Regions from separate parts of the Homo sapiens genome. Here region 1 is linked to region 2. A link is a loop called in an ENCODE intact Hi-C map of the cell type or tissue named here. Cell type or tissue: heart right ventricle. All regions are shown on one strand. Links, peaks and the distances in the headings refer to the core of each region. The heading gives the core; the rest is flanking DNA. Region 1 overlaps DNAJB6 (DnaJ heat shock protein family (Hsp40) member B6). Region 2 overlaps NOM1 (nucleolar protein with MIF4G domain 1).

Evidence for each region. Peaks named below come from ENCODE experiments on the same cell type or tissue, not always from the same donor. Only the 100,000 strongest peaks of a DNase experiment are listed, where the experiment ranks them.
Region 1: a loop joins it to region 2, with 5 times the contacts of the local background. A loop is called at or near these places in 12 of 110 quality-filtered maps.

What each region holds. Positions count from the first base shown.
Region 1 is chr7:157,382,311-157,390,641 of GRCh38, reverse strand. It overlaps DNAJB6 (DnaJ heat shock protein family (Hsp40) member B6), which reads right to left. Exons shown (of 10, transcript NM_058246.4): 6 at 8,265-8,331; 7 at 5,634-5,775; 8 at 5,031-5,101. Among named protein-coding and RNA genes, the nearest start is that of DNAJB6, 49 kb to the right of the region's middle. RefSeq lists an enhancer at 1-397. In heart right ventricle, for the core only: CTCF peaks have their summits at 3,054 and 3,254 (motif pointing right); a DNase peak (open chromatin) is centred at 3,291; H3K27ac peaks cover 4,107 bases.
Region 2 is chr7:156,966,087-156,974,417 of GRCh38, reverse strand. NOM1 (nucleolar protein with MIF4G domain 1) reads right to left here. Exons shown (of 11, transcript NM_138400.2): 8 at 8,016-8,148; 9 at 7,326-7,457; 10 at 5,222-5,331; 11 at 1,242-4,889. The coding sequence ends at 4,715. Among named protein-coding and RNA genes, the nearest start is that of NOM1, 21 kb to the right of the region's middle. RefSeq lists a silencer at 5,897-6,088. In heart right ventricle, for the core only: a CTCF peak has its summit at 4,066 (motif pointing left); no DNase peak of the experiment used is centred there.

The DNA of each region.
Region 1 (8,331 bases), core at 198-8,197, 420 kb before region 2:
ATCCCCTGGGTGAGACGGGCAGGAAGGAGGCTCCACCCCACATTTCTGCAACAATGTTTCAGCAGCAATGTTTCAGCACCAAAGCCTCCTTCAGAAAACCTCCGGTCTCTATGGTTTTGCAAGTTCTGGAAGTGATTTCCCATCAGTGCCTGAATGGCAGTCAGTTCAGTAACCAGCTAGGGGGAAGAGGAAGGACCAGGCGGGGGAATGGGATGACAGCGCTGCCCTGTTTAAGAGAGAAACCAACCTAACAGGGCAGAAAAGGACGCGATGTTAACAACTGCAGTGTGGCATCAACACTACACAGACGTTTGCTAGTCAGGGCTCCCAGGAGTGGAGAATCTTTGTAAAGCCAAGACGCAGGTCCTTCGGATCCACATGGCAAGCCTCCAACAGCAGGCTGGGCCGCAGGTCGCACAGCAGGAGGGGTGTGGGGAGTAAGCCTCTGCTCTACACTCCAGGCAGCTGTGGTCCAGGGCATCTCTGAATCAAGGGCTGTGGGACAGCAACCACCATCTGGGTTTCCGCAGCCAGCACTCACGGGATGCTTCCAGGGCACACCTGCCAGGACACAGCAGCAGCCAGACAGACGAGAATTACTGCCTTCACAGGACCTGCATTCCTGTTGGGGTTGCACTCCGAGGCAGGAATCTTCTCCCAATCAGGGTACAGGGAAAAGGGCAAAGCGCAGTCAGGGGTCTGCCCTGAGTGTGCAACTTGCCCAGGCCACAAAGCTCAGAGTCGAGTCCTTAGTGAACAGTTAGGTAAGACCGACTGATACCCTGCACAAAAGGCAGCAAATACTGACCAAAGCACAGAAGCCAGGACAGGCCTTCTAACGCCCAATCATAAACTCTGCTGTCTCTGGAAATCAGTGACGTCTAGATTTCTAACACAGGAATAGCTGCTGTGACATTCCCTCTTTTCACCTTTTTAAACAGGAAGACGAAATAACGTAGCCAAATGACAGACTTCGGTCTACCCCATTTCAACCATTGGTCACACTTTAGTACCAAGGCCTACATCTAGCTCCCCCCACGTCCCTAGAACAGCTAGGAATACCATATCCAAAGGCTTTGAAATCAAGACCCCAAAGGGTAAGATCTCATGCCTTCGTTTTTAAAAATACAAACAGCAGTGGGTTATGTAATTCAGTCCCCTCCAGACCCCACGAAACCAAGTATTCAAATCAACTAAACATAATTTTGTGCTTGAAAACCTCCGAAATAACAACATCTGCCTCCATTCTGTCACTGAACATGCTAATGGCTAAATTTCAACACTGCTGCCAATCAATAACAGAGATAATATGCCAATTATTTATTACCGTTGAATCCTCTGCAAATAAAAATGTTTCTAATTCATTCTATAGTGCTTAAAACAAGATCAGTATTCCCGGAAAGAAATGATATCTAGAAGGTAATCAAGACAGGATAAGCAGGCATTTTTCAAGCTCTAATTAATAAACAGAAATTAAAATTGATTGGAAAGACAATCACCCCACAGTGTTCCTCAAGCGTTTCCACATTGTAAGGAACATTTACTTCAGCACACTAGGTGCACAGGTAAGTTTAGCAAATGGTGACACTAACTCTACCCACTTCTAAAATCTACTCATTGAAGGACTTCCAAGAGGAAGAATGACAAGTCGCCCATGATGCCACTATTGATTGACATCTTTCAGATTATTTAAAACCCCGAGTTTCCAAAATCAAGCCTGGAATCTTTGGAATCTAAAAAGCTTAAATTTTATAAAGGATAGAAATATAAGGAATAATCCATCACTCAAATCAAACCAACGGGGTGGGGAGCTACAAGGAATAGGAAAACAGGAGATGACAAAAATACAGATTATTGAGCCCTCCAGACAAAAGGATGCCAAACAGGGATTAAAAAACTACACTTTGGGTACAACATACACTGCTTGGGTGACAGCAGCACTAACATCTCAGAATTCACTATATAATGCATCTACGTCACCAAAAACCACTTACCCCCCCCCCAAAAGCTATTGAAGTATTTTTAAAAATTAAAGACTTTAAAAATAAAACTTAAAAAAGAATCTCAAACAGGGAAGTTGAGCACAAACCAAACACAGCAGACAGCACACCCCAGAATGGATGGGACCACATGGGGCTGTGCACAACCAGATACGTGCCGTTAAGGAGCGTTCAGCTTCCTATTTTCAGAGGCGCTCAACACTACAGCAAGTAAAGAGACTGTTGAATTTACCAAAAACTGTAATTTAAATCAAATGCTATTATTCTTCCAAGCCATCACTTACTTGAGTGATGGTATCAATGCTCACAGCCATTTCCTAACTTTTCAAAGGTACTCTCATGCACCCTTAGACTGAATTCTCTAGGAATAAACTTAACGGGGTTTAAAAATGAAAGGTGTAAGATTTGACAGCAACAAATAGGCTTTCTATTCTATTAGTAACTTAATAAAATTACACTTCTATCAATGGAAGAACAGAATAAAAGTAATTTTCTCAGCCAGGCGCAGTGGCTCACGCCTGTAATCCCAGCACTTTGGGAGGCCAAGGTGGATGGATCACTTGAAGTCAAGAGTTCCAGACCAGCCCTGACAACATGGTGAAATCCCATCTCTACTAAAAATACAAAAATTAGCTGAGTGTGGTGGTGGGTGCCTGTAATCCCAGCTACTCAGGAGGCTGAGGCAGGAGAACTGCTTGAACCCGGGAGGCAGAGGTTACAATGAGCCAAGATCACACCACTGCACTCCAGCCTGGATGACAGAGCAAGACTCCGTCTCAAAAAAACAAACAAACAAACAAACAAACAAAACAGTAGTTTTCCCAAGTACAAATGAATGCTCCCTCCTCCTCAAAAAAAAATTTTCACAAGAAAGATTCCTTAGGAGTCAAACATATTTTACCTGTAACACCATGTTGAGTAAACTGTTCACAGCTAGAGTTGCATGAAACACTCCACAAAGTCTAGAACAACCAAATGTGTTCTAAAATTGTGTAGTACCAACGCTATAGCAAAATGCTTCCTAGTTTAAGAATTACAGGTAAAGACTTTTCATTTTCCTGGTATTTCTGGACATCCCTGGATGTCTCAAGGCTGCTGCACTGACTCATCCCACCCACTAATGAAAAATATAAAACGCCTTAGTCCAAGTATCTACTTGAATTTATTTAGTAACAAAAAACCACCCGTCCTGATGGCATAAACAAAAGCGCGCTCTATGATCGCACAATGCTAGTTGTGAGTGGGATTTCCAACACTAGAGGGCGCTGTCCCGCTTTCCCGCACGTGCCATGGCTGCATACCTACCTTATCCAGAGACAGGAAGTGCCGCGTGCTGGGTTATTTCCGACACAACAGACAAGCACATCACTCGTTGTTCTTCTTGTACTTCAACTGTCCCCAATTACTTAACTGTTGCTATGCTTTTTTGAGCTCCTATGAAATTCCTTAAAATATTTTTTACTTATTTTCAGTAACAGCACGTGAGGTTGCTTAAGGGCTCTGGCGTATCCCGAGCAATCTCTATGCCCTCCTGCAAAGCCAGCACGGATGGAACACGCTACGCTGTTTGTCAGGGAACCGCCTGTCCTTCTAGCGGTTTTCACGCTGTTTAGTTCCAAAACAGTTTCAAATTCAGTCAAAGTCTAGTTCAATATTCACTACAGCTAGGATTCTAGTTACCAATGGTAATCATGAAAGATATTACAAACTGAGAAACAAAAGACCTTGACTGTCCCAAAGTGATTTTTTTTTTTTTTTGAGATGAAGGCTTGCTCTGTCTCCCAGGCTGGAGTGCAATGGCACGATCTCAGCTCACTGCAACGTCCACCTCCCGGGTTCAAGCAATTCTTCTGCCTCAGCCTCCAGAGTAGCTGGGATTACAGGCGCCTGCCACCACACCCAGCTAATTTTTCTATTTTTAGTAGAGACAGGGGTTTCACCATCTTGGTCAGGCTGGTCTCAAACTCCTGACCTCAGGTGATCCACCCGCCTCAGCCTCCCAAAGTGCTGGGATTACAGGCGTTGAGCTACCGCGCCCGGATCCGTAAGTGATCTTACATCAAACTAGAACATACTTTAAGAGTGAAAAATTATACAATGGTTTCTTCCCTCTCCTGTAGAAATGTTACCATAATTAAATGTTTGATCAATTGCTAAATCACAACTTACAATATGAAAATCTTCATATACTTCAAATATACTGAAGAAAATGTCTACATGTAACTGAGGTGCGGCATCCACCTGAATGAACAGCACGAAACGCTATTAAAGTGACACTAGAAGCCCAGGCACAAATCATACACAGACACAAAAAAGCTCCAGATCCCACTCAGGAAGAATGCACCAACACATTCGCATTTATTTTCTTTTTTTTTTTTTTTAAAGCAAATGACAAAGACCCAGTTTACCAGCTTTACTTTTTTAAACCTAAGCTTAACATTACATATTTAAACAATTGTCAAAACTTACTAAGTTGCCAGCATTCATGCACAACTAGAAAACATCCTTAATTTATATTAAACCAGAAATGTATTACCATTAATGTATTAATATCTTTCACTACTAAATACTGAAAAAAATTGAAATTATTTCTGTAGAAGAATCGTCCTGGCAATGTTAACTTCACAGCAGGCCGACACTACGTGGCTCACATTTCAGACACAATGAAAAGCAGGTCCATGCTGGTGTTAGTGTACAATCTTGTCCTACACTAAAGAGTCAAGACTCACCTTGGAGTACGTTTAATAAAAAAGCAAAGTGCATACAGAGATTTACAACAATTTTAAAGACAAAAAAAAAATGGTCCTATTATGTGGTCCCAACAATCAACTCAAAAGTCTATGACAAATAGAGGCTCCGATGAGCTGTTTATAAATACTTTAGGTACAATTATACTGAAAGTCGAGTTCGTTTGAAATCTTCAAAAAAATGTTCCTGTTAATCCTCAAATGGTGCTTGTTATAGTTTAACATTTCTGTTAAGTGCGTGCGTTGAATTACTTGTTATCCAAGCGCAGCAGCTGCTCCTTACCATTTATTGTTAAGGACTTTAACTGGCCATCTTCTTCAACTTCTACTCTTTCTTGACCGTTCTCGACAATTCTGTAGGAAAAAAATTCATTTAAAAACCTTTCTGGTAAAGAAAATGCATGTGTGAGGGTAACTAAGTTGTTTAAGGACATTACTGAAATACACCATGAATATAAGTAATTTTCAGGCTGTAAAAACATGGCTGAAGCCAACCTGTCAACAACACATCTTCCTTTCCTAAAATAGAATTAACCTGACAAAATAAATTGTGTCTCAAATACCGTACAGGCGGATGCTAAATACATGCAGAGGCTATAAAACAGTAAAGGCTTTACTATTAATGATTTTCCATTTTACCATTTTAACAATGCTGCAGAAACTTATTACACTGTATTACATTAAAGATTCCCTCTAATAATTCAACAGTTAAGTAAAATTTAAGAGAAAAGGCTTTAATTAATGAATTTGGAGAGCAAAAGATTTTCATGGCGCCAGATTTAGCATACAACAACCTCTACTTCACACTCTGGGAGACGTGCAACATGGCACCAGTGAAACGTTACGCCTGCTTACTAAAAATATAAAATGCAGAATACCACAGTACCTCTTTGTAGTGATTTTTCTGCCATTAACCATTTTAGTTGAAGTTGATATCGATTTGAAGTTGCCCATGCCACTACCACCAAATGACGTGGAAGAGAATGAAGTGAGGCCCCCGTGACCTAGTGACCCAAATGAAGTAAATCCTACAGGAAAACAGAAAAGAAAAATGCTTAAAGAAATATGTCAACTAGTAATGCAAAGACAAGAGTTTGAAAGTTCAGTAGCAGAATATTTAATGTTAAGGCATAGAACCGAGGAGTAATAAACGACGCAACTATCAAGGCCTCAGCTGAAGTGCTGGGGTGCCCAGGGGGAAAGACTGTCTCTCAGATCCCTGAGTGGGGACTCTAGGGCAACGCGAGAGTGCAGCCTCTCCCCTCCCCCTCTCCTCATGCAGAGCTTCGCGGGACCCAAGCAGCTTTTCTGACATGCCAAAGACAGCCCCTGCTTGTGGGTGGTCTGCTTGGCACCATGAAGCACGTGTTGTGTTAATGTGAACATTCTGGAACCGAGACCAGTATTAAGCTCCAACCAGCAGAGCAGCCTCGGTATCAAGCTCTGTTTGCTTTGGCGTGGCTTGTAAACTCCACAGACTGTGATGGACACTCTTACCCCACAGGAACAGAGTGACCTCACCACCACAGAACAGCAAACCTAATCGGCTTCCCTCCTCTTTGCCACAGGACCACAGGGGATAAGAATCTAAATTATTAAAAAACTAAAATAATTGCAGAAAGAATACAAGTATTCGTCTCAAAAAACTATGGTTCTACAGTTCATGAACACCATTCTCAATTATACATTATGGATATTATCGCAGTGTGGACACTAAAAACTTTCACAAGTCACACTAAAGCAAACCTATTTTTCGATATTAAAGCTGGTCTACTGGTTAGAGCTTTTGTCCTGTTTCCAAAATGCTCCCATTAACACAAATGACGCATACCTCTGAACATGATTCAATCATCTAAGCGCAGATACTGTCTAGGGCTGGTGGTGTCCTGAAGAAATATGTGAACCAGGTATGTTAAGTTTACCTTTTCTAATGATTTCACTAAAAAGCAGAAACTAGTGACATTAATTTTAGTATTTTATTTAATACAGTATATCCAAAATATTTCAATTGGAAATACAAAAAATCAAAATCATTTGCGGTATTTTACACTGCTTCCCATGTTCCATCTTTGAAACCCAATGACTATTTCACACTCCTGCTGATCTCCGTTAGGAGTAGCCAGGCCTCCAGGGCTCAGGAGCTACACGTGGCTGGTGGCTACTGCACTGGTCTCAATTAAGCCTCGCTAAGTATTTATTCTTGTGATACTTTGTAAGGCACCTCAGAAGTGGAGAAGGCTTACACCCCCACCACACACACACACACACACACACACACACACAAACACACATACAGGAGCCACTGATTACTTTTAAAAAGGACAATTTACGTGGTATTTTTAACTAGCTTTCTTAACCTGTGGTCAGCATATTCCATGGTATCAAATGAGAGGATCTGTTGAGGGAAAGCACATCAAAACTGAGGTCCAATCGAGCAGAATTCACTACTTACCTAGATGGCATGAGCGCAATGTTCAAAGAAAATAAAATTCTGACCATGATGAAGAAGGAACCCTATATAACAAGCTCTCCCAATTCTTATCGTGGAGGCTTAAAAATAAAAATGAGAGAATCAAAACAGCAGCTCCAGGCCAGGAGTGGTGGCTCATGCCTGTAATCCTAGCACTTTGGGAGGCCAAGACGGGTGGATCCACCCGAGGTCAGTTCAACACCAGCCTGGCCAACACGACAAAAACCCTGTCTCCATTAAAAATACAAAAATTAGCTGGGCCTGCTGGTGCACACCTGTGATCCCAGCTACTCAGGAGGCTGAGGCACAAGAATCACTTCAACCCAGGAGGCGGGAGGCTGCAGTGAGCTGAGACCGTGCCACTACACTAAGAGTGGCACTCACTAAAGTGAGACTCTTTTTAAATTTAAAAACAAAACACAACAAAAAAAAAAGCTCCTTTGTGAAGAGAAACTGGATGAGCTTCAGAGAAAAGTGGGATTCTTCAGGCTAAACACACAGGCATATCATGATATATGCATATTCATGTTACTCCAGTCTACAAGCTTGTTTCCATCGGTGAACTATGAAGAGCTACGTGCGTGAGGCTGACACTTCACTAGTGAGTGAGCCTGGCCTGGGCTAGTGGTAAGGCCCAGCCTTCGATTCCATCCAGTGGGATGCTCCTAGGATGCTATTTGTGCACTTTTGTTTTAACTACAAAGGAGGTTAGACAGCATGAAGGTTAGTGAGATTTTCCAACTGCGTTACTTTCCACCTACTGATGCAGAACATATGTTGCCCCTTTTTAACTAAGAATTTCATTACATTCTGGCCTTGATTATTATATTAAGAGGAGAAGATTTCCAAGCACGACATTCTTAGGAAGATTAGGAGAAAATGTAGGTTAAGCGCAGACCTGTATACCAAAAAAAGCTGGCAAATCCACAATGCTATTCTACGAAAGGTATACACATATTTTAAAGCACTCTAACTAAAAGAGTATTATGATTTTATAAGTACTAACTGCTGTTAAGATAACAGAGATTAAACCTAGGGATTTAATACCTGTATCAAAAGAAGAAAATCCACTTCCAAAAGACGGAAATCCACTGAACGCAGAGAAAAACGACCC
Region 2 (8,331 bases), core at 86-8,085:
ACCAGCCTGGCCAACATGGTGAAACTCTGACTCTACTAAAAATACAAAAATTAGTCAGGCACGGTGGCGCATGCCTGTAATCTCAGCTACTTGGGAGGCTGAGGTTGGAGAATCACTTGAACCCAGGAGGCCGAAGTTGCAGTGAGCTGAGATTGTGCCACTGCACTCCAGCATGGGAGACAGAGTGAGACTCCATCTCAAAAAAAAAAAAAAAAAAAATGAATGAATGAAGCTGACCTGGCCCGTCGGACACCTGCCACAGTGGGGAGAGGGGGAGGGTGCTGGCATCTTCCAGCTCACTCCTATACACTCTATTCAACCCTATAGGGATGCAGGTGCCTGGGTAATTTGGACACCCACTGACACCAAGCCCATCATCAGTGCAGTTCTTGATACTGAAGCCCCTGAGCACGGTCAATGACAGGACCTTCCCTCCTTCCGTTCTCCAGCTCTCCCACCCTCCCCTGCCAATGCAGGTAGTGCGACAGGGAGCTAAGGCGGTCACCTGACCAAGCTGAAGGAAACCAACCCACCCTAAAGTTAAGGTAAATCTTGGCAGATGTACGCTAAGGCCTAGGCAATTTTTTAAGGAGGCAAAGGTGATTTGAATGTTTGCTTACTTTTGTAAAAGAATAGTATATTTTAGATCTTTATAGAATGAGTTCTGAATTATGAATGCTTTCAAAACATCTATTTTGAAACAATTATACACTTACAGAAAAGTTCCAAGAACACACTTCACCCGCATAAACCTCTCCAAGTTCTCCAGTGGTTAACATTCCACCTCCTGGGCGTTCTCTCTCTCTGGGGGTGGAGAGAATGAATCTTTCTTCCTAAATCATAGAGCTAAGTAGCCTTCTTTAAAAGGTAAAGGAAAGGTATAGACCTCAGTTTACCACCAAAGCTTTTTTTTTTTTTTGAGACAGAGGCTTGTTCTTGTGCCCAGGCTGGAGTGCAATGGCGCAATCTCAGCTCACTGCAACCTCCCCCCACTGGGTTGAAGTGATTCTCCTGCCTCAGCCTCCCGAGTAGCTGGGATTACAGGCACCTGCCACTATGCCTGGCTAATTTTTGTATTTTTAGTAAAGATAGGGTTTTGCCATGTTGGCCAGGCTGGTCTCGAACTCCTGACCTCAGGTGATCCACCTGCCTCGGCCTCCCAAAGTGCTGGCATTATAGGTGTGAGCCACCGTGCCCGGCCAAGCTGGTCTTTCAAAATAAACATTCACTGTTACTCTAAACAAAATATAAAAAATAAATTTTATTTATGCATTTCAATACATTAAAGTTTGTTCCTTATACCTTTAAAAATGATACCCTGAAAGACAGCTGTTTAGTCATTCTATACATTAGCAGTTCTCAACCTGCATTGTAAAGTCCACAAGTTCATACATAACACTGAGCACTAAGCATCCTGCAGTATTTTAAGTGTATTTTCAATTGCACTGTAATAAATTTCAAAAAACCCCCTATATATTTAAAAGCAATTCTGAATTCATAGCTTTTAATCAAGATGTACTCATTTACTATTTATACGAAATTACAATTACTATCTAACAGCCCATATATGTTGGGTTTTTGTTTCTGCTTTTGAGAGTTTCACTCTTGTTCCCAGGCTGGAGTGCAATGGCACGATCTCTGCTCACTGCAACATCCGCCTCCCAGGTTCAAGCGATTCTCCTGCCTCAGCCTCCCGAGTAGCTGGGATTACAGGTGCCTGCCACCATGCCCAGCTAATTTTTATATTTTTCATAGAGACGGGGTTTTGCCATGTTGGCCAGGCTGGTCTCGAACTCCTGACCTCAAGTGATCCACCCGCAACCTCCCAAAGTGCTGGGATTACAGGCGTGAGCCACCGTGCCCAGCCCTGTATGTTGTTAAAATGAACAGACTTACAGGCAATCTGCCATGTACTAAATGCAAACCATAGCTAATAATTTAAGTCATACATATAACTCTCTAGCAAAGAGAGGTATTTTTGTTTTAATAATAAAATATAAAAATGGGATTGTTTATAGAAATTCATCTTTTGCAGAAAAATCAGCTTCAATTCTGTACCTCAAACATGGGTTACTGCATATGGTACATCATGAAATCAGGTGGTGCCACTGTCGTGATAGTTTTTCCCATCTTAGTAGCCGCACCCATAATTAATGCCTACTCACATCAAGTTAGCACCACTCAAATGTGGGCCATTCACAGGCAGCCAGGGATCCTCTTGGTCCGTGAGGTTGGGGGCTTGCATCAGAATGCAAATCTACCGAGGCGTGAAGCACAATTTAGTTCAACTGACATTTTTTCCTTCACAGTAAGACCTTCTGGAGGAAGGAAGCAGTGTGTTGATTTATACCTTAGCCCAAGCTCCTTATTTCACTATCAAGCTACAAGTCCAGTAGAACTGATCTGTTACATCCCAATCACCACCCAGCAAAGACACTCTTGTTAAAAAGCTCCTTAACAAAGGGAAGATTTTCACTTAATTCACTCTTCTCTTAGTACCTGTCACCTTATTTGTCCTCTAAATTCAGAACCTGCTAGAAGACATAGGGTTTGAATCTGGCTTCGGGTCGAATGATGTTGCTGAATGCAGGGTTAGAAGTCTGTAGGGACGACACAGTCTCTGTGCTGCTTTCAGTTACTTTCTGTATTCAGTTGTTCATGTTGCTTGCGCATGCTTCAAAGCTTAAACCATTAGTTTAGGGATATGCACAGATACTGATGACTTCACATCACGATTTCCAAACACAAACTGCCATAGGGTCGAGCTAAAATAAAATTTGAGGCCAGGCACGGGGGCTCACGCCTATAATCCCGGTGTTTGGGAGGCCAAGGTAAGAGGATCACTTGAGGCCAGCCTGTATAACATACGGAGATCTTGTCTCTACTGCTTGTGGTCCTAGCTATCCGCGAGGCTGAGGCAAAAGGACCGCTTCAGTCCAGGAATTTGATGCTGCGGTAACTATGATCGTGCCACTGCACTCTGGCCTGGGTGACAGAGTGAGCCTGTCTCTCTCTTAAAAAGTAAATAAATAGTATCTGAAAGTGCCACAAATGGGGCGTTTTGCCCAGGAGAGGCATCACCAGCACCTGTGCCCATCTGCCCAACGTGACCACTCTGAAGAGGACGGTGACTGCTGGACAGATGAGTTTTGGACATATATAACCTCTCAATGTCTATTCTGTATTCACATCTTAGTGACTTTTTTCAACAATCAAAGGTAAGATTTAAATTGAGTCTGTAGCATTTGAGAGAGAAAAGCAAAATTGAAGGGCTGAGAAAACAATAAACATTTGGGTATCTGCAATACATGCTGTTATCTAGGGACATTTCTGCTTCCTCCCAGAATCAGTTTTCCATACTTAGTGAGTGGGGTGTGTTTGTTTCTCCCACTAGACGGATGTTAATTCTTTGCAGGCAGTAACTATATTTTCTTCATGTTTACATCTCCAAATCCTTGCAAGCAAGTAGCACCTATTAACAGTCAAATAACTACTGTTTGGTGACCTCAGAGTTGTTTAAGATGGTACATTTACAATCTGGAATTGGTGAGGAGATGAATATCCTCAACTGTGTGAGAATGTTACATGAATGATGAAAAGCACCTGTCTGCATTACAGTGTACATAAGGCCATATCCACAGGGCTTATGTCGACTGACTTTGCCAAAGTTAATTGCAACCTAAATACTTAAAACAGTATCAAGAATCACATTTAAGCTGGGCGTGGTGGCTCAAGCCTGTAATCCCAGCACTTTGGGAGGCCGAGATGGGTGTATCACCTGAGGTCAGGAGTTCAAGACCAGCCTTGCCAACATGGTGAAACCCATCTCTACTAAAATACAAAAATTAGCCGGGCGTGGTGGCGTGCGCCTGTAGTCCCAGCTAAAGAGGCTGAGGCAGGAGAATCGCTTGAACCCGGGAGGTAGAGGTTGCAGTGAGCTGAGATTACAGGACACTGCACTCCACTCTGGGTGACAGAGCAAGACTCTGTCTCAAAAAAACAATCACCTTTAAGGGATGGTTTTTGAACTTCTAACCAATATTTTAAAAAGGTAAAAACCTCATCAATTTCTTTATAACTGCACCCTCTAGTGGCCTGTTTTATCTATTAATTTTTTTTTTTTTTTTGACAGTCTCACTGTCAAAAGTCTCACTGTCCAGCCCAGGCTGGAGTACAGTGGTACAATCTTGGCTCACTGCAGCCTCTACCTCCAGGGTCCAAGCAATTCTTGTGCCTCAGCCACCTCAGTAGCTGCTATTACCAGCATGTGCCATCATGCCTGGCTAATTTTTATATTTTTAGTAGAGACAGGGTTTTGCCCAGGCTGGTTTCAAATTCCTGGCCTCAAGTGATCCGCCCACCTTGGCCTCACAAAGTGCTGGGATTACAGGGGTGAGCCATCACGCTCGGCCATATCTATTAAAAAATTTTAAGACAATCATACACACCAGCCTCACTGCTTAGAGAACCCTGTCCAGTGTGCCTGACCCCTTTTCCCTCCCTCCTTCTCCTCTCACCCCCAAGATAGTTATTTGAAAATGGCTTGAAATACAAACAATAAAACCTTAGATCAAAAAAAATCTCAAAATATAATACATTAACAGACAATGATATAGCTCTACCAAACATTCACACGCAGGCAACAGAATAAGCCTTTGGGTTTACCAAGGACATTTTACAGTCAAAGGGCCACCTGCCCTCCTTCCTTCCCTGACTACATTCTCAGGGAAGCTTTTCCTTGCAGACACTTCGTTGCAAGGTCAGCTTTCTCTCTCAGCACGTTGGCTTCGTCGGCGCTTCTGTGGGCCTGTGCGTTCTTTAGCAAGAAGTGGCTGATGAAAAGCTTCAAACCCTCACGTAACACCCCCAGCTTTGGGTTGTCAGATACTCTGGAAAGGAATCGTATAAACACATGTCAGGGCTGAGCTGGCCTCTCCTAGATCTCAATCCTGGGTATCTCGCATAGTGAGACATAACCAGTTTCTTTTAAAAATAAAATTCTCAATTAAGAACTTCTTAACATATTTTATTATTAACAATCATTGTTAGTTTGCTAGCAGACAAGTTTCTATTCCCCAGATCTAATGCATACCAGCTTAAAAATAAAACCGAAAAGATTAAGCTACACGTATAGTACAACCTTGTGTTTGTAAATCAACACAAGTGAAAACAATCTCTTCATTTCTCTTCCATGTCTCGTCGGAAAGGGTGGGGCACATACCTTGTGAAAATTAAACTGAGGTCTTCAACTTCTGTTTCCATTAATAGGATACTTAATACTTTTCGTAAAAAACGGACTCTGGGTTTGTCCAATTCACTGAATTCAACTACCTAATGGTCAGGACATGGAGAAAAATAAAGTTACACTGATTTAGCCAACTTTTTCAATGATTTGTAATATAGTTAATTAGAGTAAAAATTAATCTCCCCCCTTCCCCCACTCTACCCGATTTAAGAAGCTATTTCCAGAGCTAAGAAATGAACACCTGTTGGCAAGGATGTGGGCCTTGGGAATTCCTACACACTGCTGGCAGAGGTGTGGCCGGCCACAGCCACCGTTGAGAACAACTCAGCAGTGTAAGTGGAATTCCCGGGTCATACACCTTATGAATCAGAAATTCAGTATCTAGAACTGAACCATAAATTACCTCCATTCCCAAAAGTACCCATCCCCTAATTAAAACTATATATATATATATATATATATATATATATATATATATATATATAAAATTTACTTCTAGAAGACTAATCCATATATATCTCTGCCCTAGAAAACTATCAAAAAATCAGAAATAAACACGGATCAGTAGGATAAGTAAGTATATAAACTGAGGCATACGTATACAGTAGGATGCTACCCAGAACAGACTCACGGGCGCCAACGTGGACCCACTGCAATCTTAGCTGAATGTCAGCGAGCTAGAGGAGGGGACTAAACGCATGGTGACGGGAATGCTACCCACAGGGAGGTGCGCAGCCAAACACCATCACAGGCGCTTGCGGACCCGAGGACGCGGCGAGACCACAAAAGCATGGTCGAAACACAGAGAAACTCGGAATGAGAGCAGCCCGGAGGGGCAGGGCGGGGGGCATCTCTAAAGCTCTACGCCTGAGGGTGTGCTCCTGCCACGCCTCTCCCGCTCATCGGTGGTAGCATCTGTGCTGTTCCAGGATGAGCGCAATGCCTGGGCGAGCGAAAGGCAAGGCAGGGGAGCGGAGGGGGAGCAACGCCTCCTCCATGAGCTAAGTTATTCCAGTTGTCAGGATTTGGCGTAAGGCTCGGTGCCCTCATTTTCAGTACAGTGGCCAAACTTGGACACCACACAGCAAGGGACGCAGGGTGAACTGGAGCCGGCATGCTGATGAACTGCACACGACACACAGAAACACACGGGAAGCTGTGGCTGCGGCTGTCTTGTGGGTCTGGGCCACTGCAGTCAACGCCCCTCAACTATCTCTGCTTTTCACTTCCCTTTGCCCCCCAGGCGCTCCAGTTTTTTTTTTTGGCTATTCAGAGTCTGTTGGTCCCACCATCCAAGCCTTACAGGCCCACATCTAACCCCAACTCCACCTGGTAAGATGTCTAGGTTTCAGCTGGGCGCACTGGCTCACACCTGTAATATTAGCACTTTGGGAGGCTGAGGAGGGCAGATCACAAGGTCAGGGGTTCCAGACCAGCTTGGCCAACATGGTGAAATCCCGTCTCTATTAAAAATACAAAAATTAGCTGGGCGTGGTGGCATGAGCCTGTAATCCCAGCCACTTGGGAGGCTGAGGCAGGAGAATCGCTTGAATCCCGGAGGCAGAGGTTGCAGAGATTGCACCACTGCACTCCAGCCTGGGTGACAGAGCAACTCCCATCTTGGGGGGGGAAGAAAAAAGATGTCTGTGTTTCATGGTCCACTGCAAAGTCCCAAAACACAGCAGGGCAGGAGAAAGCCTACAGTTTTAAAACACCTTACATCAACGTGAGCAAACTCACCTCACCTCTAAGGAGACCAGGCCCTACTTCATCCGCCCTTCTCCTCACTAACAGTGACCAGTTCAGGATTTTATAATTAGGACCAGCAAATTAACCTCAAGCTCCAAAACACATTCATTCAGATTAGCAAAAGAACTGCAGCGGTGCCTTCATTTACCAGATCAATTTGTAGCACATGTTAGTCTGGCCGTTTTCTGTCCTGGCTAGGATAATGCAAGCACTTTTCAGATGAATCAGAATCGAAGAAAATACGCTGGTAAAACAGGACCTGATTTACCAGGTACTAAACAATTACACTCCCATTTCCATTGCTTTCAATATTTTCACACGTTACACGAACCTTTAAGATGGAAAGGGAAAGCGATTTTGTCTTCAACAAGTGGGCCACCAGATGAACCAAATTAGAGAAATTCGTAGCTGGCAAGTTTTCCAAGTCCCGAAATTTGTCCCATATGCTGAACTGGAAAGTCATCTAGTATCATAGTTAAAAGGAGAAAAAAGGCAAACGGCCACAAATTACTATAATATATCACTAACAACATAACCTAAAGGTATTTTCTTATTATCTTATTTTTAATATTCTAAACATCAAGACTTTTAGTGGTGGCCTCACTGTTCTTGCCTATAGAGCATAGTCCCAAACAGCTTCACAAGAATCTCCTTCTGGTGCAGTTCTTCCCCCCAAATCAGCAGATACTAACAGAACATTCTAAGGAAAAGGCCACAGCAAGGGGCATCAGAACAGACTGGTGCACTGTGAACCGACGAGGTGCTCCTGCTGGCCTGGCCACACTGCCTGCATCTGTGGCAGAAGCAGGTGACATGAGGACATGGTGGACCCTTGACACTCCCCTCTAGCCCTCCCACTTCCGCTCCCAGTGAAGGTGGCCTGGCAGCCAGCGTGGACCAGGTGACGGGGATATCAGGGGCCTCCTGACTTGGGGAACTCCTTTGCAGGTGGGTTGAGCCAGGTAGCCTGTGTAGAAAAAATAGTAGAGCGGACGTAACTGGTGCCTCCGCACTAAGCTACCTGAAATCTCCTTTCATATTCACAGAATTTGCTAGCCAGGAAAGCATAGAAGGGATTGTAAGTTTTCTCTTGAAGGCAGCAATCCATGAGAACGTGAATGATTTCTCTCTCCTGCTGATCCTTAAGTCCAAGCCTAGAAAACAGAACAGCAATGACTGGAACATCACTCGACTTCCAAAGTTTAATGGCTGATACCTTTCAGGGGAACATCTTCCCGCCTGGAAGGGTCTGGTTAGAGGCGAGCCACGTAAAGGAGGTGGAGGCAGCGGCAGACACCAGCTAGGGGCCCAGCCCTGTCACAACCTCTCTGGTCCTC